2 separate regions of the Homo sapiens genome follow, and region 2 is linked to region 1. A link is a loop called in an ENCODE intact Hi-C map of the cell type or tissue named here. Cell type or tissue: heart right ventricle. All regions are shown on one strand. Each heading gives the region's core, and the rest is flanking DNA. Links, peaks and the distances in the headings are about the cores only.

Region 1 (11,603 bases), core at 3,384-7,383:
ACAGACACTCGGGACTACTGGGAGTGGGGAGGAACAAGGGGTGAAAAACAAACTATTGGGTACTATGCTCACTACCTGGGTGACGAGAGCAATCGTATCCCAAACCCCGGCATCACATAACCATGTAGCAAACCTGCACATGTACCCCCAAATATAAAATAAAAGTTGAAATTATAAAAATAAAATAAAAGAAAAATAAAATTGAGATAACCGAAGAGATCATTTAAAAAACACAAACCCATTGTAAGTGCTTGCAGGCTTTGCTCCTACCTGTATCCATCTCATCCACATTGCTGAGGAAGTCCTCCGGAGTTGTGGGGACACTGTAGCACCCTAACCCCAGGCCACTGTCAGTGCTCTGCTCCCTCGAATGATATGGCCCTCTGCAAAGCAAAAGATGAAGAAACTTCAATATGAGCCCACTAAATAAATCTCAAAATTAAAACACAGTCACAAAAGCTCTAAACTAGTGCAGTTGTGCCATGCTGCCCAACTTTCCAGGTTAGGGAGGAAGGAAAGTTTTAATTTTGAAATACATACCCTCATGAAAATGAAAATAATCATGTGTGGCCATTCACAGTAAATTGACATTGATTTCCTTTTCACCTCAAAATAACCATTTGAACATTCTTCAACATACAGAGTATGACACCATTTATGTAAAACTTTAAAAAAAAAAAACAAAAACTATGTTGAATATTGCTTATGGATACATACACTAACGGGCAGTAAGGGGTATAAAAGTCTGTGTGATGGACACACGCCAGTTTCTGAATAGTGGCTACCACTGGGGACAGAAGGGAAAAGAAACGAGATTTCAGTGGTGGGGGGATGGCTTCAAATATTAATTGTAATATTTTATTTGTTAAAAAGTAAGATTAAATAAAACTATGGCAAATCTGGGTAGTGGGTACATGGGTAATTCATGTTATTCTTTGTACTTCTCTGTGTTTCAAATACTTTAAAATCAACAATTTAAAACCTCCATTAATTATTATTTCAGCTACTATTTGTTTTTATCTCTATCTTTAATAATGTTCATAATTGTATTGTTTGTTTGCCAGACGTCTCTGCAAGGGCAGAATAAAAGGCACAGGAAATACAGAATTGCCCTTTTTATTTGATTTAAAAACTACTTCTGCTCATGAAGATATTTCTGGCTAAATTCTCTTTCCCTTTTGCTCCTTTGTTTTAATTACTTTTTAAATTGTGAAATTATTTTAAACTCACATAGAAGACGCAACAAGAGTACAGAGCGTTCCCATGTACCCTTCACCAGCTTCCCCAGTGATAACATCTTACATAACCATAGTGCAATTACCAAAATCAGAAATCTGACACTGTAGAATATTATTTACTAAACTATAGATCTTATTCACATTTCACCCTGAACATCATCTCTTTTCTTTTCTTTCTTTTTTTTTTTTTTGAGATGGAGTTTCACTCTTGTTGCCAAGGCTGGAGTGCAATGGTGCAATCTCGGCTCACTGCAACCTCCGCCTCCCAGGTTCAAGCAATTCTCAGCCTCCCGAGTAGCTGGGATTACAGGCATGCACCACCATGCCCTGCTAATTTTGTATTTTTAGAAGAGACAGGGTTTCTCCATGTTGGTCAGGCTGGTCTCGAACTCCCAACCTCAGGTGATCTGCCCACCTCGGCCTCCCAAAGTGCTGGGATTATAGGCATGAGCCACCATGCCTGGCCGAACATAATCTCTTAATTGTTCTGTTCTCAATTTGCCATATGGCATGCTTTTATCCCCTGTTGGTTACATAAAACCAGAAGATTCTTCCAAGTATAAGTACTAGACGACACCATCATGTTTAAAAATATAAGTTCATGCCCATTTTCAAATTCTTGACTAGGGGTTTACTCTACGTCCTATCACCAATTTTTTAATTTGGAAATTTTTTAACAGGCAGATGATTTCCCCTGCTTTTCTTTTTTCTGCCAGCTCCTCCCACTTCCTCCCTTTATTCTCACCCTCAACCCTCAAGCTCCCCACCTCTTCCCAATGTAAACAAAGATCCTATTATAGTCTAGATCACATAATAAAGAGAATAAAAATAAGTGGCCCCCAAATATTAACTTACCCATTGAGGAAAGGATCTGAGCTATTATTAGTGATGGATCTCATGTCTGGGGTCATCGTGGGTGGGTTGACAGCAGCCTGAACTGGGGCAAGAGTCTCAGCTTCCATGGGGAGCTGTCGACAGAGGGCAGCTTCCTACAGTCAGAATGGGAAGCAAGAGTCATGCACTCATTGTCACAAGGCATGGAGCAAAGTGTACTTCACATCAAAACTTTTCACCAAATACAAAGCACTGTGTATTTACTCCCAGCAAGTCAAAATCACCAGGCAACCATTAGTATTCTTTCTCCGAAGAAAGTCTTACAGACATAAGTCACTTCACATTCACAAAGTTAATGGGAAGCTCAGCTATTATTTGATCTAAGGGCACTTAATGTTGCAATCATCCCACCCATGCAATTATTTAAACACCCAAATCATAGAAAGCCCTCTCAAAACACTTTGTCAGAGACAAGGCTTTTTCTATCTCAGGTTCTCAAACCAAATCTACATCAATCAAAGCAATCAGACTCCTCTGGACTATAAAGTACATTCTGGTCTTTGCCACTTACAGGCCAGTAAAACTGTGGAATTACAGAGTCCAGGCTCTACATTAAATTGCATCTGGCAGTTTTATGTTTACAGACAGGAAAGCAAAACAATGAGTTGAAAGTTTACTTTAAAAAGTCAATCAGTGGCCAGGGGTGGTGGCTCACGTCCATAATCCCAGCACTTTGGGAGGTCGAGGTGGGCGGATCACTGGAGCCCACAAGTTCGAGACCAGCCTGCAACATGGTGAAACCCTGTCTCTACAAAAAATACAAAAATTAGTTGGGTGTGGTGCTACTTGGGAGGCTGAGGCAGGAGGAGCCCTGTGCCTGGGAGGTTGAGACTAAAGTGAGCAGAGATCACGACACTGTACTCCAGCCTGGGTGACAGAGTGAGACGCTGTCTCAAAAAAAACAAAAAAACAAAAAAGTCAATCTATTTGACTACTTTGTTGACTAAAATGCTGAAGGTTGGGGAACCATGTAGATCCAATCCAAATCCCACAGACAAGTAACTGTTTCACAGCATATGGATTTCATTAGCAGAAACAAATAATACAAGCATTATTTTATAAAAGCTAGCATTACATTGCTAAGAAGAGTCTATCCAAAAGGCTACAAATTTACTGACTGCAACTACTTTCTCTAGGTATAATCTCCAGGAGTCTCTCCATCTTGACAAACATAACCAGACATCAAATTCCTTTCAAATTTGCTGATGTTTCCAGAGAATACTTTTGTATGTTTACATTTGCATCCCAAACCAAGGTTAGGCCTTTCCCCATATTTATGCCTATCAGTTTCCCACTTTCCATGCTGAAGTCATTGGTCTCACTGTCCCTCAAACCCTAAAACCATGGCTACAATGGCAAACAGAACATTTAGGACTTCTAAATTACAGTATCTTCGTTAGATCTCTTCCAGCCCTAACATGATGTGACTTTAGAGGGTAGCTGCTGTCTAGACAAGTCCTAGTGAAGTCATCGGCTATAAAAATTTTCAGTTACTAGAGTTGGTTGCACTGTTACAAACCATGAGAGACCTGATTGATTTAAAAAAAAACTGTATTGTTAACTTATACTGAAATAAATCTAGCTGGAAAGGGTCTTTGGCTCACTTCTGTTCATCTAGATTGCAAATAATCAAATACTTAACTAACAAATTTTATTCAGGAATCTACAAAAAGCAAACCAAAAACTGGAGATTTTTTTGGTAAAAAGTGATTTTCATCATCTAAATCTTGGAAGTGCCTTCTGAATAAACCTAGAAAAATCAAATTATTTTCTGATAGTTGTTTTTAACATGGCAGGCAGGGTGCATTAGAAACCTTATTATCCAACCAAAGTTTTCCTGAAAGCCTCAGAAGGAACAACAGGGATTGAATCTGGCATAAAAAGCCTGAGTCCCACCAGTCCCCATCCCTCAAGCACACTCATACACCCTGAGCCACAGTTTGAAAAAATGTATCTCATCAATGGTAAATTTCTAATACTTTATTAACCATAAATGCAAGAATCTTTTGACTCATAACCCTCATTATCCAAAAACATGAACTTTACTAGAATATTCCATTTTTCAACCATTCTGAATAAATGTGGGAGTTTACCTCTAAACAAATACACTTTTAATTTAAAAGTTGATGAGATGGCTGCATTCCTTTGTATTGAAAAAACTTTATCAACATATGTCTTAAGAATACAAGTTGAGGCCGGGCGGTGGCTCACACCTGTAATCCCAGCACTTTGGGAGGCTGAGGCGGGTGGATCACGAGGTCAGGAGATCAAGACCACCCTGGCTAACAAGGTGAAACCCTGTCTCTACTAAAAATACAAAATATTAGCCGGGTGTGGTGGCATGCACCTGTGGTCCCAGATACTCAGGAGGCTGAGGCAGGAAAATCACTTGAATTTGGGGAGGCGGAGGTTGCATTGAGCCGAGATTGCACCACCATACTCCAGCCTGGGCGACAAAGCGAGACTCTGTCTCAAAAAAAGAAAAAAAAAATACAAGTTGAATCTGCAATTTCCAGGAGTTCTAAATTTATATATGGTAAGAATCATTTCTGGAACTTCATGGGATAAAAAAATACACTATATATAACACACATGAATTGTTATCTGTAATAATATATAAAATTATAAGAACAAATATCAAAAATTAGATATAAAATAAATAGTTCTAAACTTTCCTATTAATTTAAATTACTCCTAGCTATTTCCAGTAAATAAAACATAAAATAATGCTTGTGTGTGTCTAAATATATAAATAAAATATATAAATAAAATTTAAAGGATTATTTATGATAACCAAAGCTGAAAAACCTATACTATATTGGAGGAAATGTTTCACTGTGCCATTTCACATTTGTTCCATCTGTTCTAAATCAAAGAGAACAGAAGCTCTAGTCTCCAGCACTGATGTTTCCCTAACTACCCTGAAGACTTAATCACCAAGTCATCCTAAGGGCAAATGCCGCCTTCTGTCTGTAGGGGGCTCACAGTATCATTTTCTACCTTCAACTGACTAACAAATAAGAGAAAAATCAGAAAGGGTGTTGAATGTACCCGGAATGATTGCTTTTTTTTTTTTTTGAGATGGAGTCTCACTCTCTCAGCCAGGCTGGAGTGCAGTGGCGTGATCTCAGCTCACTGCAACCTTCACCTACCGGGTTCAAGCAAGTCTTGTGCCTCAGCCTCCCGAGTAGCTGGGACTACAGGCATGTGCCACCACGCCCAGCTAATTTTTGTATTTTTAGTGGAGATATGGTTGCGCCATGTTGCCCATGCTGGTCTCGAACTCCTGGCCTCAAATGATCTGCCCACCTTGGCCTCCCAAAGTGCTGGGATTACAGGCGTGAGCCACTGCACCCGGCCTGAATAATAGCTTTGAAATATAAATTAGGCCAGTCTGAGTTAGAAAGTTATTATTTATAATAGGACACTTTGTCTAAGATTATTCCAAAATCATTCTTAGGTCACAAGTTATTCCACATAGCAGCCAAAGTGAAGCTCACGTGACCCCCTGCTCTAAAGCGACCTGCTTCTTGTTCCACCTGGATGGTAAATAGAGGCAGGTCCTCACTGCAGACCACCACACCCTGCATAACAGCCCTGGCCACCCTTTCCTCCCATGTCTCTGATGTGCTCCCCTCCTTCACCCCCTTCCAGTCTCCTGGTTTCTCTGCTGCTCCTCCCACCTCCTGCACCTGCGCCAACTGTTCTATCTGCTTGCAAGGTGTTCCTCGAGTCTTCCTAAAGCTTATTCCCTCACTTAACGCCTGCCTCCTACAGACGCCATCTCTTCAGAGATGCTCCTACCTCACCCCTGTCTAAAATGGCCTCACCCCTGTCATTTTCTGTCTCTTAATCTGCATTAATTTTCTTCAGTGCAACTTAAGTTTTCATTCTCTGTCTTTCCTACTAGAATGTAAGCTCCACGAGGGAAGGGGCCTTGTTTGTCATGTTCACTCCTGTACCCAACTACCTTAACAGTGCTAGGCATACAGTGGGTACTTGGAAATATAAACTAAGAACATGCAATCTCACCTCAGCCACAAATATGAGAGAAATAATAGCCTATTGTATACAACCCAACTAGCCAGGTGCAGGCTCCATCCTCAAGAAATGGTCCTGCTGCACTCTTTCCTGCTCCTCACATAGGATGAACAGGAGGGCCGAGTGGCCAGGAGCTAGATGCTTGAATTGGAAACCTGGTCCTGCTATCTAACAGAAAGTTATTTAACCCTCTGTTCTTCATTTGTAAAGTGGGGATAATAAGAGCACCCACCCAAGAAGGCTGCTGTGATGATAAAACGGGATAACACTACAAGGTGCTTAGAACAGTGCCAGGCACTCAAGATCACATAATAAATACTGAAGGAATTATTATTATTTCATTTTCTGAATTCCAATCTCAAAAAAAACAAAATAAACAATTTTAAAAGTCACACTGTCATGTGGAACTGATCCACTTTAAGTGGTGAGAGGTTTCTTCCTGGTCAACTTTCACCTTGGAGGGATTAAACCAAAGTGTGAAATTCATCATAATGGTCACCAAGGCTAAGAAAACAATTTTTTTTAAACAAGGAGAGGTTTATAAACCATTTTTATATAACATAAAATTTGTTCGAATATAAATGGAAAGTAGTGAGATGTTTTACTTCACTTAAATTTTATAATACGAGTTCTATATTTAGAACTTTAAAAATTCTAGCCTTTTTTTGAATGAAAATACTTCCCTATTCCAACTCATGAACTGAAAGAGAAAAAGAAACTGTACAAAACCCGAGGTCTGAAAATAAAAGGGCTAACCTCACCAACATGTTGCCATCCAAACAGGGGAGGGTTTTGTTTTAAACTAAATTTAGGTATAAAATTAAAGCCCAGACCCAGTAGGATTTGGACTGCCACATGACATCCACTACCCTTGCGTGGGTAAAAATGAAAGGCAAACGTCTGACTTAGACCAAACAGCAGCAGTCAAAATGGATGAAACTAAAGCAGCTGAAGCAAAGACAAAGACAGGCACTGGATGAAGTAAGCTTCCATGGAAACAGAGGGGTGACAGTTGGTCAAGGCTGGCTGAGGGCATAACTCAAGGCCTCTGCCGCTGAGCATCGGTGGTGCAGCTGCCTTCACTCAGCACCCCTTCCTTCCTCTGCTCCCTCTAGTCGAGGCAGGAAAACAAACGCTAAGCTGGCTTGTCACTCATTTCCCACTGTGCTCCAGTTAAACATGTATATTCACAGATCCCTTCCAGGGTCCCCTCTGTGTCCACCCTGCCCTCCAAACAAACCTTCAGTTTCCTAGACCAAGCTCAAAACCTGCTTTCTGTCTCAAGAAGCAGGTCATCATTGCTTCTCTAGCTAGTCCAACTGACCTCTTCCTCCAATCAACCTTCAAGTGCAAGGCTGCATCCAGGTCCCTACCCAACACTTTATCTTACTGAAATCTTTTCAAAGAGTGACCAGAGACCAATCAGGATAGAGAGGGGTCAGGGCATCACATCCTATGAAGAAGAGTGGGGCTATTTAACCACAGGGGAAGACTAGAAGGGCACACAGTGGCTCTCAAATTATTAATGAACTGTCACAGGAAAGAAGGAAGATCTCTTCTAGCCTAGATTTGAGGCAGATACGATGAAGGGCTTTCTAGTTACTTATCAGTTCAGGGCAGGAACTGCCTTCTTCTCAATTCTCCAGGCTATTAGCCACCGGATTTCTGAAACAGTAGTTGGGGTTTAAGTTGGGGTCCAGAGCTTGGCACCGAAAAGGCAGCATGGCACAAGAGCAAAACTGTCTTTGGAACCAGAAAGATTGGAGTTCAAATCCCAGTTCAGTTACTACATGTTGTGGCATCTTGAACTAAATTCTTAACCTTTCTTGACAGTTTGTTCACCTGAAAAAAAAAAGGTGGTTTATAAGACTGATCTTGCTGGGATGCTATAAAGATTAGAAAGCGTACTTATAATGGACCTGGCACATTGACGCAGTTAACAGAACAAGCTGCTGATAGTGTTAAATGGTGTGGGAGGCAGAGATACTAGCTAAAAATTGCATATTGCTTACTGTGTGTGAAACACTGTTCTAAGCCCTTTAACATGTTATTTCCCATCCTGGCTAACATGGTGAAACCTTGTTTCTACTAAAGATACAAAAAAATTAGCCGGGCATGGTGGCATGTGCCTGTAGTCCCAGCTACTTGGGAGGCTGAGGCAGGAGAATTGCTTGAACCCAGGAGGCGGAGGTTGCAGTGAGCCAAGATAGTGCCACTGCACTCCAGTGTGGGTAACAGAATGAGACTCTGTCTAAAAAAAAAGAAAGAAAAAGAAAAGAAAAGAAAAGAAAAACGTGTTATTTCATCTCTTCCTCGTGACAACCCAATTGTCTCCATTTTACAGATGAGGAAACTGAGGCTCAGAGTTAAGAGTGTGGCAAAGTCTCAGTGTGGCAGAGAAAGAAAAGTTGAGGGTTGAGGTTGACAGACCTCAAATTGTCAACCCTTTCACCTGCTGGCTGTGAGAACTGGGCAAGTTACTTCACTTTTCCGAGCCTGTTTTCCCAGCAATAAAATAGAAAGACCAACCCCTCTACCTCAGACAGTTCAGAGGAAATTTAATGAAACAGCCGATTTAACTTTCCTGAACATAGTTTTCCTCCCTGAACAGGGCAACAGAATGAACTGGATGTATTCAATGATAGTTTTCAACGTATATGAGTGGAGCTCATGTCCTAGGAATTCACAACCCATCAAGCAAAGTTACAAGTTCCAATTTCAAGGGCACTTTTCAGAAGGAAAGCTCTCCCTGCTGACCCTGACCCAACCCTCCTCCAACAAATTTATTTTTGTCTATGTCCAAGCTTGGGGTGGAAAGACTTGCAAAATAAGGGCTCAAGAATCTCTTGGTGAGTTTGTGGTCAACTATCTAGCTCTCTGAAGTGAGTAATTATTTATGGGCTAAAAAATACCCTTTCCTAGCAGCTGGAGGACGGGTGATGTGTAAAATAGCTGAAGAAGTAAGGATGTGAAAGACAAATGATTATTTGTGAGCTGAAGGTGTCCCAGGAAGCAAACCTCAAACCTCCTCTCCTTCTAGGTCCTTGGCCTGCAGCTTGCCTGTGGAATAAACCAACAGAGGAGGTGAGAAAGTAAACGGCAGCTGAAAGCATCTGCAGCTCTGTCCCGCCTTGGCTGAGGGAACACTCTGCCAGCCAGCTCCTGCCCTCACCAGAATGCACTTCAAAAGGGAAACAAATGACAATCAGCTCTTCAGAGGCTGCTCTGCTTGATTTAAGTGTGTGTGGCCAGGGACTCTACAAACATGGAAGATTGGATTGTTTTAATTATAAAGGGTGGGGTGAGTAGAAAGAAAATGAAAAAAAAAAAGACAGTATTTTGAAATCCTAACATTAAAATAGTTATTCTGGATGCAGAGAAATTGCTTTCTCTGCCAAAACCCTGAGGGACTTCAGAGAGAGAATGCCGAATTATTTACCTTCTTTACGGGGGACGGCGGGGGGAACAAAAAAAAATTACTGATGTATATTTCTTTTTAATTCGGTGCCAAGGGATTCTAAAATGCACTGTCACACTTCCCGGAGACTGCCTTTTTGAAACAACTCATCACTAATGCTCAGCTGCCAGACTGTCCCTACAAAAGAACAATCGAAACTGCGATACTTTTAGGAAGCCATTTACTAAGTTTGTCATTATTATCTATGGTCTATTTGTTGCTCTTTTTACTCAGAGTGCATAAAGCAAATTTGTATTATTCCACAACTGGTTTCTGTTGTCCTTTCAAATCACATTAAAGAAAACATTATAATTTAGATACTCGTCTGTCTTCACTTAAAAAAAAAAAAAAAGGCTGAGGCCTGGTGCAGTGGCTCACACCTGTAATCCCAGCACTTTGGGAGGCCAGGGTGGGCAGATCACTTGAGGCCAGGAGTTCGAGACCAGCCTGGCCAACATGGCAAAACCCCGTCTCTACTAAAACACAAAAAATTAGCCAGGCGTGATGATGCGCACCTGTAATCCCAGCTACTCAGGAGGCTGAGGCATGAGAATCACTTGAACCTGGGAGGTGAAGGTTGCAGTGAGCCAAGATTGTGCCACAGCACTCCAGCCTAGGTGATGAAGTGAGACTGTGTCTCAAAAAGAGAAGAAAAAGAAAAAAAAAGACTTGAATTGATACTATTGTTCAACAACAAGGGCACACTGGGACATTTTGGAAAATGGATTATTTCTGGGACATGTAAGCAAATAAAACGCTTGACACAAGCTAGAATGGAAGCTCTGTGAGGGAAGGGGCTGGGGTCTGTTGTTCACAGCTGTACTTTTAATGCCTAGAGCATTTGTAAAACAAATATATGAACGAATGAACTTAAATAGCCAAGCTTATATGGAGGGATTTATAGATTCACAAAATATTAGACTACGTGACCTCTGTTAACCCAGTCAACTCTGAAACCTAATGCTATGAAATGCTTTTCTAAAAGTTAAATAGTCCCCTGTTCTGAAGCAAAGGCTATGAAATAGCCTACATTTATGCTTCATGATCTGCTCCAATACGACACTCTCCTAGCTCGCTAAATAGCTATTCTTTGCATGACAAAAAAAAAAAGGGGGGGGCCTCAGAACCTTCCCCAGGCCAGTGCTGCTCACAGCCAGGTGTGTCCCCCTCCAGGAGCCCTCTGTCAGGATGGCTGTGCGAGGTCAGCCAGCTGGCCCGCCGCGCCTGGTGGCTGTCAAGCCTGGCAGAAATCCCACAGACCTGCCAAAAGAATTCCGAGGCCTCCCTCTTTTCTCGTCCCTGTTGCCCCGGCGACCCGAGGCCAGGCTTAGTCAGCATTTTTGTTTGACAAACTGCATTCTCCTGTCCCCCAACCCCCAAATTAAAAAAAAAAAAAAAAAGAAAGAAAAGGTTGAGGGTAAAAGCAGGGCTGAATTTGCTTTGGGAATAATGATTTCTCTACAAGGCAGCCCCCGTGAAGGGACAAGGGGGAGCCAAGGCTTTGCCACTTACTCGTCTTCCAGGTCCTGGTCCTCGAGGTTAAAATCTTCCAGAAAGATGGCCCCAAACCGTTATATTTAAATGAATAACACACATGAAAAGAAATACTCTCTTCAGGTAAAGCCATATGCCTGTTTTCATGTCAAGGAATTGTTCTTTTAGATAAACAGGCATTGAGAAGCCTGTTTCTCAATGTCTGACCTGTGACTACGATTTCCCACTTCATTTGGTAAAGTTGCAATTGTGCCTTTTAGGATACTGAGCAAATATTGCGTTGAATTTTTCAGTTGTAACAACAGAATACTCTGTAGTCATTGTGGGTGTGTGTGGCTCATGACATTTAAAAATTTATGTACGGCCTGTTGTAGAAAGGATTCTAGGCGCTTTGGAATGGGTACATACAAAGTCACAGCACAACTTCATGGCTGACACAGAATAAAAAAATGACTTCCCAATATATTAAGAAGAGGCAA
Region 2 (11,603 bases), core at 3,706-7,705, 190 kb after region 1:
ACTAGGGGTACTAGAGCTTACTTTATTTTATAAAGAACAATCTAGCCAGCTTCTGGGCATATACAACCTGATCACTAGTTTCTCCATTTGGCAGAATTCTTCTCTTAGCCTCAGCAGCTGAACTTGCACCCAGATCACACCACTGTCCCTGCTTTTGCCCAGGTCACCAAAGGCCAACTTTAATAATCACTTCTGGTTTTCATCTCACCTATTTTATCAGCAGATTCAATTGCCCAGTCTCTCTTTCTTAAAACATTTTCTTCTCTTGGCTTCTGTGCATCACATTTTCCTGCCACATTTTCAAATGGCTCAGACCTATCAGCCAGGTCTTAGCTCAAGCTCTCTTTAGAAAGCCTTCTCTGACCACCCAATCTAAAGATGCTCCTTGGTTACTCTCTGTCATATTTACTTTATTTTCCTTAATATTTAGCATTCTCTGAAATCATCTTTTTTATTTATTGTTACTTACCTCTAGTTATCTGCCTTCCCAACCAATGTTAACTTCTTGAAATCAAAGACTGGCTGTTTCACTTATTATTGTATTCTACAAGTTTCTGACATGTAGTAAGGACTCAGTTTGTATTTCTTGATTGTATAAATGTCAAATGAAGTTTAAGTAATGGAAAGAAAGAAAAGTGAAGAAAGGCAAAATTTTAATTTTACATTTTAAAATTTAAAATTGGTAATGTGTATCTGTAGTCCAACCTACTTTTGAGGCTGAGGTGGGAGGATTGAGGCCAGGAGTTCGAGGCTGTAGTACACTATGACCACACCTGTGAATAGCCACTGTACTCCAGCCTGGGCAACAAAGCAAGACCCTATCCTTGCTATAAAATAAAATTTTATTTTAAGTATCTTTGCTATAAAATAAAATTATTGGGAACTAAAGGGAGGGAAGGGGTAAGAGAAAACACAAAAAATTATCATTTCTCTAAATCAGATTTTTTCTATAGCTGTGGCTCTCTCATGATCAGCCTACGATTTACCCAACATTCTCTTGTTCCTGAATTCTTCTTAGACAATTCCTGTGTTGTTATATATTGATCACACTTTTTCACTAAACTGGATGTTTTTAGTTGCTGACAAAAACTTATATCAAGAGGAAAAGTAAGTGCGACCTGCAAAATTAGGGTTGTGTAACCCATCTGCTTATTATTGAACCTTATGAATAGGAATTTTGAGGATTAGACATTAGTCAGTCTCAGGCCAAAACCAGGAGCTAATTCCTATGGAATAGTAACAATCTAAGCTTTCACACTACTCTAAACCACAACTGAAGTGCAAAGTAATTTATTGCTAAATATTACTCATTTTACTACTAGCAAGGGTGGAAAGTATTTTGAAACCAATTACACTTCAGGACAATATAAATGATATCTCATTTAATCCTCAAAATAACTGCAAGATATAGATATTATTATTATGACATTCGCAAAAGTGGAAACTGAGACTCAGTCAGTTACAACATTTGCTCAAGGGCATGCTGTAAATTAAGTAAGGTAAGATGTGTCTGATGCTCAAGGCTACACTTTTTCTCTCCACCCACACTGTCTCCCAAACATTTGGCTTCACATCTGCTGCGTATGAGAGTGACTATCCTGGTTAGCAGGGAATGTAGGTGGAGAGAAAAGGTAATACTCAGAAAAGAAAAGGGTCTAAAACTTATGATTTGCAGGTGAAGGTGGGGTTTGAGGAACTGAAGTCCAGAATATATTTTTCCATGCACTCAGTATTCATTTAAAAATATAATTAAGTTAAAATATTTGACTTTAAAAAAACATTTTCACACATAAACCGTTAGAAATTCAGGATTGTCTATGCCAATTCTGAAAAAAATAAAACCATGAATTCTCTTCCATAATAATGTACATCTTGAATTTTTATTTTATTTTATTAATTTATTTATTTTTTTTGTTTTTATTTTTTTGAGACGGCGTCTCGCTCTGTTGCCCAGGCTGGAGTGCAGTGGCACAATCTCAGCTCACTGCAACCTCTGCCTCCTGGGTTCAAGCGATTCTCCTGCCTCAGCCTCCCAAGTAGCTGGGATTACAGGTACCCGCCACCACGCCCGACTAATTTTTGTATTTTTAGTAGAGACAGAGTTTCGCCATGTTGGCCAGGCTGGTCTCGAACTCCTGACCTCAGGTGCTCCACCCGCCTCCACCTCCCAAAGTGCTGGAATTACAGGCATGAGCCACAGCGCCCGTCCTACGTCTTGAATTTTTAAATCTGTTTATTTAACTTATCTGAGCCAGTTATAAGGATCACAGTGATAGCAGCAGCAGAGGGGCATGGGCAGTAATGGAGGGAGCGGCTGTGGGAGTGACAGTGGCAGCGGTGTGACCCCTGTGGCACGCATCCCTGAGGCAGCGGACTTCGACTTTGTTGCCCAACCCTCGTGCAGTTGGGTGGGACTTGATCCCAGGCCCAGAGCCTCTGCTGCTCTGGACCCTGGCCCCACGTCGCTGCTTTTGCTGGCCACCACTGCGGGGAGGCTGCGGGGAGGAGATGATAGTCTCTGGAGCCTGCCCTGGGAGCCCCCCAGATCCCACCGCTCTGGCAGCCGCCGTGATGGGGCCAGGCCGAGTTGCCTGCTGGCAGAAGAGCAGTGCGGTCGGACGTGAAGGGGTGGGCAGAGAGGGAACCCAAGGCGGAGCTGGGCCTGGGGCGGTGTCACCTTCATGAAGCCAGCGGGAGCCGGGAGCAGGCAGCAGCCTGGACCTTTCGGGTGCGGCTGCAGCCACCCAAGACACCGCTGTGGACATGGACCCCTGCCTCCCTGTGCTTAGGGGCTGGGAGCAGGCAGGAGCCCCGCCCTCCTGGACCCAGCTGCAGACGCCGAGCTGCGACTGCAGAACCAGGCATCTCTGAACTCTCAGGGGCCCAGGAAGGCCACCCTTGCCCCGGTAGGCTCAGAGGGGTCTGCTCCCAGTGTCTAGCCTCTCCCCGCTCCCAGCGCCCCCTCGGATCTCAGAGCAAGGATGGGGCCAAGCCCGGGCGCTGTTGCAGCCTGGCTGGGTGTGCGCAGGCTCAGGGCACCGCTGAGACACCCGGCCCCTGTCATCTCTGCCCTCTCTGGACTTTGGGAACTAATGAACATGGGAGGGAGACCAGGGGGTGCTGAGGACAGCCTGGCGCTGGCCTGCAGGTGCCCCTTGGCAAGAACAGCCTGGGCACCATGAACAGCAGCAGGAAGCAGATAGGCTCCTGGGCAGAATGGGGTGGGTCCCCAGGAAACTCCTACCTTCAAGCCAAGGGGGGCCTGAAGCCTGGGGGCTGGGCTGCCAGTCCCACGGACCAGAGTGGGAACGTGTGGTGCTTTTCCCTGGGCCCATCCACGGCCACCCATGGACCAATCAGCACACACTTCCTACCCTCTGAGGCCCATTAAAAACCCCCAGAGTCAGTCAGACTCGGAAGAGAGGATGGAGAGAGGACAGGGAGACAAGGTGATGACCAGCTGCAGAGAGGAGCCGAGGAGATGGTGGGAGGACTAGCTGCAGAGAGGAGCTACCCTCTCTGCTGACAGCTGAAAACTCGTCGGGACACCCTGGCTATGGAAAGAAGCTGCCCACTGCAGGTCTCCTCTGAGCTATTCTGTTTCTCAATAAAGCTCCTCTTCGCCTTGCTCACCCTCTACTTGTCTGTGTGGAAGAACAAGAACTCGGGACCCACCAAATGGCAAGGCTAAAAGAGCTGTGACACAAACAGGGCTGAAACATGCCCCTTGTCCACCATGTTGTGGGTGAAGAGGAGAGAACACCTGCGGCCCTTCAGGGAGCCCAGACCTGGGAGCTCCCCAAGCCAGGGCTGTGACTCCCTCTTTGGGGGCCTGCAGTTGCAGGCATCTCCAAGCTTCTGGGTGTCAAGCTTCTGGGCGTCACTGCATTTTCCGGTGCCAGCTGGGGAAGTTGCTTGCAGTGTGCCTGGTCCAGCATAGCCTCACAGAGCGCTGGCACCCGTGCCAGCACTCGGAACTGCCTGCCCCCTGGCAGCAGCCGGCGTATTTGTGCGCAGTGGCCGGATCCCACGCTTGCTTACACATCCCTTGCCGCTCCACACCTGACTCAGTCTCCCTTAGAGGTGTGATCAAGGGCCAGTAGCATGAGCTGAGCACAGCCTGCCAGGCCGAGTGGGCGGAACAAGCCCAGAGGGCCTGAGAAAACTTGGGCAAAGGCACCACCAGCCAAAGAGATTTCCGGCCAGAAAAGCGACATCCCAATCCCAAAGATCCCAGAACAACAGTACTTCATACATATACCTCACATAGAGTTGGGATATAAGTACAACTTAGTACATGTGGATAAAGTGCTCTGCAGATATTAATTTCTCTTTCTAATACTTATGCTAATCACAAAAATAGTAAAAATATGAATAGCAAAGAGTGATGGGGATCTCAGAGGGGACTACAACATATTTAACTGGATAAAAAGTCTTGTTTGGTTTGGTTTGGGGTGGGGGTTAACTAGGGAGCCTCATCAACATTTATGGCATTGTCTTCCTAAGAAAATTGGTCTCAGGTTTGCCTACAATGAAAACATTGACAAAACATTGAACATGAATTCTCTATTCAGTGAAGAGAGAATTTACTATTCAGGGCTATTTGTTTTGAATTCAGAAATTGTTCTGCGCCTGGCGTGGTGGCTCATGCCTGTAATCCCAGCACTTTGGGAGGCCGAGATGGGTGGATCACTTGAGGGCAGGAGTTTGTGACCAGCCTGGCCAACATGGTAAAACCCTGTCTCTACTAAAAATTCAAAAATTAGCCAGGCATGGTGGCACACAGCTGTAATCCCAGCTACTCAGAAGGCTGGGCAGGAGAATTGCTGGAACCTGGAAGGCAGAGGGTGCAGTGAGCCGAGATCACACCACTGCACTACAGCCTGGGTGACAAAGGGAGACTCCATCTCAAAAAAAAATAATAAAATAAAATAAAGAAATTGTTCTGATGCTCTGTGGCCTACTTACCTTTTCAACTAAATCTACCCATACTTGATACTTGTCAAAGCCACAGAAAGATAAAAACAATCCTACAAAATTTGAAAACTACTCTGAATATACTGTGATTGAGGGATGGCCCAAAGGAAAATAAAAATATTCTTATCTGGTATTAGGGAAAAAAAAATTATATTTTAACATTTTCTCTTAGAATCATTTACTTATTGATTGTTGAGACCTGTTTTTTAATAGTAAACAAACAAAAAGTCATATTTTATTTTTTAAATTTAATTTCTAGATTTCTTAATACTCATATTATTTCATAAGTGGATGGATGGCTACTTGGGTGGCTCTAAATGTGTAGTTTAGGATATGTCCAGAAGAATTAACAAGTTTAGAAAATAAAAATTTTTATAAGGACAGATCTACAGAGAAATCATAAGAAAAAAAATGTGGGCATACAGTCACAAGAATCAAAAATTATGGGCCAAGCATAGCAGCTCATACCTCTAATCCTTGCACTTTGGGAAGCTGAGGTGGGCGGGTTACTTGAGCCCAGAGTTCGAGACCAGACTGGGCAACATAGGGTGAACCCTGTCTCTATAAAAAATAAAAAACTTAGGTGGCACATGCCTGTAGTCCCAGCTATCTGGGGGCTGACGTGGGAGGATTGCTTGAGCTGGGGAGGTTGAGGCTGCAGCGAGCTGAGATTGTGCGACTCCCCAGTGGGTGACAGACTGGCCTTGTCTGGTTAACATTTCTCCTAAAGGTAATTCTACTTTGCAATTATATGGTGCTTCTTTCCCGTTCGAAAGCAGTTTCACTTCTATTATCTCACTTTATAAGCTTCGAAGGCTAAAGTAATGAATACAATTTTAGGCTATCTTCAGCCTAAAAACAATGAAAAGTTAGCAAAACAAACAAACAAACAAAAAAGATTATGAACTAATGGTCTACAAAGACTATTTTCAAGGACAATTCTTTTGATTGTGCAGATTGATAAAGGAAGCAGGTCTCCTGAGTAATCATTACCTTCCGTCTCTGGTGGGTGTGTTGAACCACACCATCAGGAAAGCCACTAATTATCAGGAAGAGCAAAGCTGAACTGTTCCCCTAAGCTTCTTCGAGGTGCCAGAGCAAATCCAGAGGAGAAAATCCTGCAGTGGAGGGAAAAAGGATTTGTGTCTCTGAGAAAGTGAGATTTAAGATGTATGCCCTCTGGTGCCCAAGAAGTGAAGGACAAGGGTGATGATCCAACATAAGCAATTTGTGAATATGAAATATGTTGAAAGACTTTGAAAATTTCCTGATTAGGTGTAGGGTGGGTATAGTGAAGAAGGATATTCTTGGCTTAAGATATAGACATAAAAATTCATACATTTGGAAGGTCTCTCTTATGGAAATTCAGGAACAAGACTATGGTAGCTTGTTAGTATTCACATGTTTTCTACTACTCACAAGTAGTAAATACTTGTGAGTATTCATTCATGTTTTTCTCCTAGATTTTATATCACCATTAATAAAACAGGTATTATTATTATTCTAATTTTAGAAAAAAATAGAAATGATCATATCATCAAGGCTGATTTATACTGAAAAATAAGTGAACAAGGGAAATTATACAAAATTATATCCCTAAACAAATATATTATAAAATTGCTTACTCTTTTATAATAACTCAATGACATTACCAAGTTACCAGACCCCAGAGACTATTTTTTAAAGTCTATGTGACTATTAGAAAATTAAAGGGCCTTCCATAGTGTCCCATCTTCTCATTGTGACCTTACGTTCTTTTTTTCCCCATAATCACCACATCAAACTTGGAATTTTGTATCTCAAAGAAGCAGGATTGTTTTCTCAAGGAAGCAGATTAAGAAAAAAACTGAGGAAGAAAAGGAAACAGATAGTAGAAAGCAGGAGATCGTTACCAACCACTCATTCAGCCACATGCCATGAGGGCCACTAGTCTCTGTTCACACAGGCTCAACAGCTCACAGGGTCCTCTGCTATCTCACTTTGGTTCTTTTCATTTTAATTTTTTACCCAAAGTTTATTATGGTAAAATATATGTAACAAAATTTACTATCTTAATCATTTTTAAGTGCACAGCTGAGTGGCATTCAGTATATTCATATGGTTGTGCAAACATCACCAGCATCCATCTCCAGATCTCTTTTCATCTTGCAAAATTGAAACTCTATGCCCGTTAAACAACAACTCATTGCTCCCTTCCTGCTACCCCTGGCAACCATCATTCTACTTTCTGTCTCTATGATTTTGACTACTTTAAGTACTTCATAAAAGTGGGATCATATAGTATTTGTTGTTTTGTGACTGGCTTATTTCACTTAGCCTAATGTCCTCAAGGTTCATCCATGTTGTAGCATGCCTCAGAATTTTCTTTCTTCTTCTTCTTCATTTTTTTTTTCTTGTGGCAGGGTCTCATTCTGTTGCCCAGGCTGGAGTGCAGTGGTATGATCTCGGTTCAGTGCAACGTCTGCCTCCCAGGTTCAAGCGGTTCTCCTGCCTCAGCCTCCTGAGGAGCTGGGATTACTGGTGCTTGTCACCACGCCTGGCTAATTTTTGTATTTTTGGTAGAGATGGGATTTCACTATGTTGGCCAGGCTGGTCTTGAACTCCTGACCTCAAGTGATCTGCCTGACTTGGCCTCCCATAGGGCTGGGATTACAGATGTGAGGCACCATGCCTGGCCTGAATTTTCTTCCTTTTTAAGGCTGAATAATATTCTTTTTCTTTTTTTTTTTTTCTTTTTTGAGACCGAGTCTCACTCTGTTGCCCAGGCTGGGGTGCAGTGGCATCATCTTGGGGCTCACTGCAACCTCTGCCTCCCGAGTTCAAGTGATTCTTGGGCCTCAGCCTCCTGAGTAGCTGGGACTACAGGCGTCAGCCACCAAGCCCAGCTAATTTTTTTATTTTTAGTAGAGACAGGGTTTCACCACGTTGGTCAGGCTGATCTTGAACTCCTGACCTCAGGTGATCCACCTGCCTCGGCTTCCCAAAGTGCTGGGATTACAGGCGTGGCCACTGTGCCCAGCCTTAAGGCTGAACAATATTCTATTGTAAGTATATATCACATTTTGCTTTTTCATTCATCTGTCAATGGCCTCTTGGGTTGCTTCAATGTTTTAGCTATTGTAAGTAATGCTGTATGAACACGAGCATACAAATATCTTTGATACTTTGCTTTTAATTCTTCTGAGTATGGCACTGCTGGATCATATGGTAAATCTATTTTTAATTTTTTGAGAAACCACCATACTGCTTTCCACAGTGGTTATACCATTCTATATCCCCCAAACAGGCACAAAGATTCTATTTTCTCCACATACCCTGCAAACACATTTTATTTTCTATTGCTTTGATAGTAGCCATCCTAAGGGTGTCCAGGTGGCTCTCACTATAGTTTTGACTTGCATTTCCATAATGATTAGTAAGGCTGAGCATCTTTGCATGTGCTGATTGGCCATTTGTATATCTTCTTGGAGAAGTATCAAATATCTATTCAAGTCCTTCACCCATTTTTGAATTGAGCTGTTTGTATTTTTGTTGTTGAGTTTTAGGAGTTCTCCATATATTCTGGATACTAATCCCTTATCAGATATATGACGTGTAAATATATTCTCAAATTCTGTAGGCTGTCTTTCTATTCTGTTGATAGTGTCTTTTGATATAAAATTTTTAAATTTTCATGAAGTCCAATTTGTCTGTTTTTTTCTTTTGTTGCCTGTGCCTTTGGTGTCATCACACAAAATCACTGCCTAATCCCATGTCGTGAAGTTTTTGCCTTATGTTTTCTTCTAAGAGTTTTATAGTTTTAGGGCTTACATTTAGGCCATGGATCTACTTTGAGCTAAATTATGCGTATGGTATTAGGTAAAGGTAAAAGTTCATTATTTTGCATGTAAATATCTAGTTTTCTCAGCACCATTTGTTGAAAAGACTGTCCTTTTCTTATTGAATAATCATGGTTCCCTTACCAAAAATCATTTGACCATATATTTGAAGATTTATTTCTGGATTCTCTATTGTATTCATTGGTCTTTATGTGTGGTCTTTATGCCACTACCACACTGTCTTAATTACTATTACCTATTATAAATTTTTAAATCAGTAAGTGTGAGTCCTCCAGCTTTGTTCTTCTCTTTTAGGATTATTTTGACTATTTAGAGTTCCTTGAAATTTCATATGAATATTAAGATTTGTTTTCCTATTTTTGCAAAAAAAAAACCTACTTGTTTGATAGGAACCACACTAAATCTGTAGATCACTTTGGGTAGTGTTGAAATCTTAACAATATTAAGTCTTCCAATCCGTGAACATGAAATAGCTCTCCATTTATTTATGTCTTCTTTAATTTCTCTCAGATATATTTTGTACTTTACAGTACATAGATTTTTTACATCCTTGGTAAAGTTAATTCCTAGGTACTTTATTATTTTTGATGCTATTATAAATGGAATTGTTTTCTTAAGTTTTTTCAGATTGTTTATTGTTTGTGTATATAAATGCGACTGATTTTTGTGTGTTGACTTTGTATCCTGCTATTTTGCTGAATTTATTAATTGTAACTTTTTTGTGTGTGGAATCTTCAGGGTTTTCTACATATGAGATCATGTCATCTGCAAACAGGGATATTTTACTTCTTTTTTTCCATTTTAGATGCCTTTCATTTCTTTTTCTTGTCTCATTGCTATGTCTAGCATTTCCAATGCTATACGGTGAAAGTGGAAATTTTTTTCTTGTTTCTGATCTTAGAGAAAAAGCTTTCAGTCTTTCACCATTAAGTATGATGTTTGCTGTGGGTTATTCACAGACAGCTTTTGTTATGTTGAGTTAGTTTCCTTCTATTCAGAGTTTACTGAGCATTTTTACCATGAAAGGATGTTGAATTTTGTCAAATGCTTTTTCTGCACCACTTGGGATGATCATGTGGCTTTCTCCCTTCATTCTGTTAATGTGGTGTATTACATTGATCAGTTTTCATAGATTGAATCATCCTTGCATTCCAGGAATAAACCTCACTTAGCCATAGCGTATAATCTTTTAAATATGCTGTTGCACTTAGTTTACTCATATTTTGTTCAGAATATTTTTGCATCAATGTTCATAAGGGATATTGGTCTATTAGTTTTCTTTTCTTGTAGAGTCTTTGTCTGGCTTTGGTATCAGGGTAATGCTGGCCTAATAGACTGGGTTAGGGTGTAATCTCTTCAATTTTTTTGGAAAAGTTTGAGAAGGATTGGTGTTAGTTCTTTAAATGTTTGGTATAATTCACTGGTAAAACCATCAGATCCAGGGCTTTTCTTTTCTTTTAAGAGATGGGGTTTCTTATGTTGCCCAGGCTGGTCTTGAACTCCTGGGCTCAAACGATCCTGTCACTGCAGCTTCCTGAGTAGGTGAGACTACAGTTGCATGCCACTGTGCAGGGATTTTATTTCATGGGATATTTTAAATCACTGTCTTTTATAAGAGATTCAACTTTCTTGTTAGCTACAGGTTTATTCAGATTTTCTATTTCTTTGTGGCTTAGTCTTGATAGGTTGTGTGTTTTTAGAAATTTGTCTATTTCATCTAGGTTATCCAATTTGTTGAAGTACAATTGCTCTCTTAAAATCCTTTTTATTTCTGTAGATTTGGTAATAATGTCCCCACTTTAATTTCTGATTTTAATAATTTGAGTCTTCTTTTTCTTTAGTCCATTTAGCTAAAGGCTTGTCAATTTTGTTGATCTTTTGGAAGAACCATCTTCAGATTTCTCTATTATTCTTCTATTATTTTCCTCTATTCTTCTTCTATTCTCTATTTCATTTATCTCTGCTCTAATCTTTATTATTTTATTCCTCCTACTAGCTTTGGGTTTAGTTTCTTTTACTTTTTCTAGTTTCTTAAGTTTTAAGTTTAGGTTGTTGATTTAAGACATTTATTGTTTTTTTAATGTAAGCTATTTAATGTAAATTTTGAATTTATTATAAATATTCCCCTTTGCATTACTTTCTCTGTGTTCCATAAGTTTGGGTATCATGTGTGTTCATTTTCATTTGTCTCTAGGTACATTGTAATTTCCATTATGATTTCTTTTATTAATTTGTTATTTAAGAGTGTGTTGGTTAATTTCCAGAAATTTGTGAATTTTCCAAATACTTAGGGAGTTTTTGATCATCATTTCTTCAAATATTCTCTCTTCCCCTTTCTCTCTCTGTTCACCTTCTGGAATTCCCTCAAGGCATATGTTGATCTGCTTGATGGTACCCTACAGGTCCCTTAGGCTCTGTTCACGTTCCTCCAGTCTTTTTTCTGTTCCTCAGACTTGATAATTTTCATTGTCCTATCAAGTTTGCTGATTCTTCTGCTTGCTCAAATTTGCCTTTGAATTTCTTAAAATTTTCACTTCGACTACTGTAATCTTCAGCTCCAGAATTTATTTTTGCTTTCTTTTTAGGTTTTCTATTTCTTTATTGATATTTACATTTTCTTCACATATTGTTTTATTGACTTTCACCACATCCTCCTTTAGTTCTTTTAGCATCTTTAAGACAGTTGTTTGAAAGTCCTTGTCTATTACAACCATTTTTAGGTCTCTTTTAGGGACAATTTCTTGTTATTTTTTTTCCCCCTTTAACCAAGCCATACATTTCCGTTTC

The links. Hi-C counts contacts between places; a loop is a spot of excess contacts. Peaks named below come from ENCODE experiments on the same cell type or tissue, not always from the same donor. Only the 100,000 strongest peaks of a DNase experiment are listed, where the experiment ranks them.
Region 2: a loop joins it to region 1, with 4 times the contacts of the local background. A loop is called at or near these places in 93 of 110 quality-filtered maps.

What each region holds. Positions count from the first base shown.
Region 1 is chr3:149,525,743-149,537,345 of GRCh38, forward strand. WWTR1 (WW domain containing transcription regulator 1) reads right to left here. Exons shown (of 7, transcript NM_015472.6): 5 at 2,094-2,227; 6 at 271-383. Among named protein-coding and RNA genes, the nearest start is that of TM4SF4, 57 kb to the left of the region's middle. In heart right ventricle, for the core only: a CTCF peak has its summit at 5,091; a DNase peak (open chromatin) is centred at 5,129; H3K27ac peaks cover 1,541 bases.
Region 2 is chr3:149,711,472-149,723,074 of GRCh38, forward strand. It overlaps a transcript of WWTR1 not described here. Among named protein-coding and RNA genes, the nearest start is that of COMMD2, 35 kb to the right of the region's middle. RefSeq lists enhancers at 1,935-2,436, 2,437-2,936. In heart right ventricle, for the core only: a CTCF peak has its summit at 6,168 (motif pointing left); a DNase peak (open chromatin) is centred at 6,130; H3K4me3 peaks cover 615 bases; H3K27ac peaks cover 508 bases.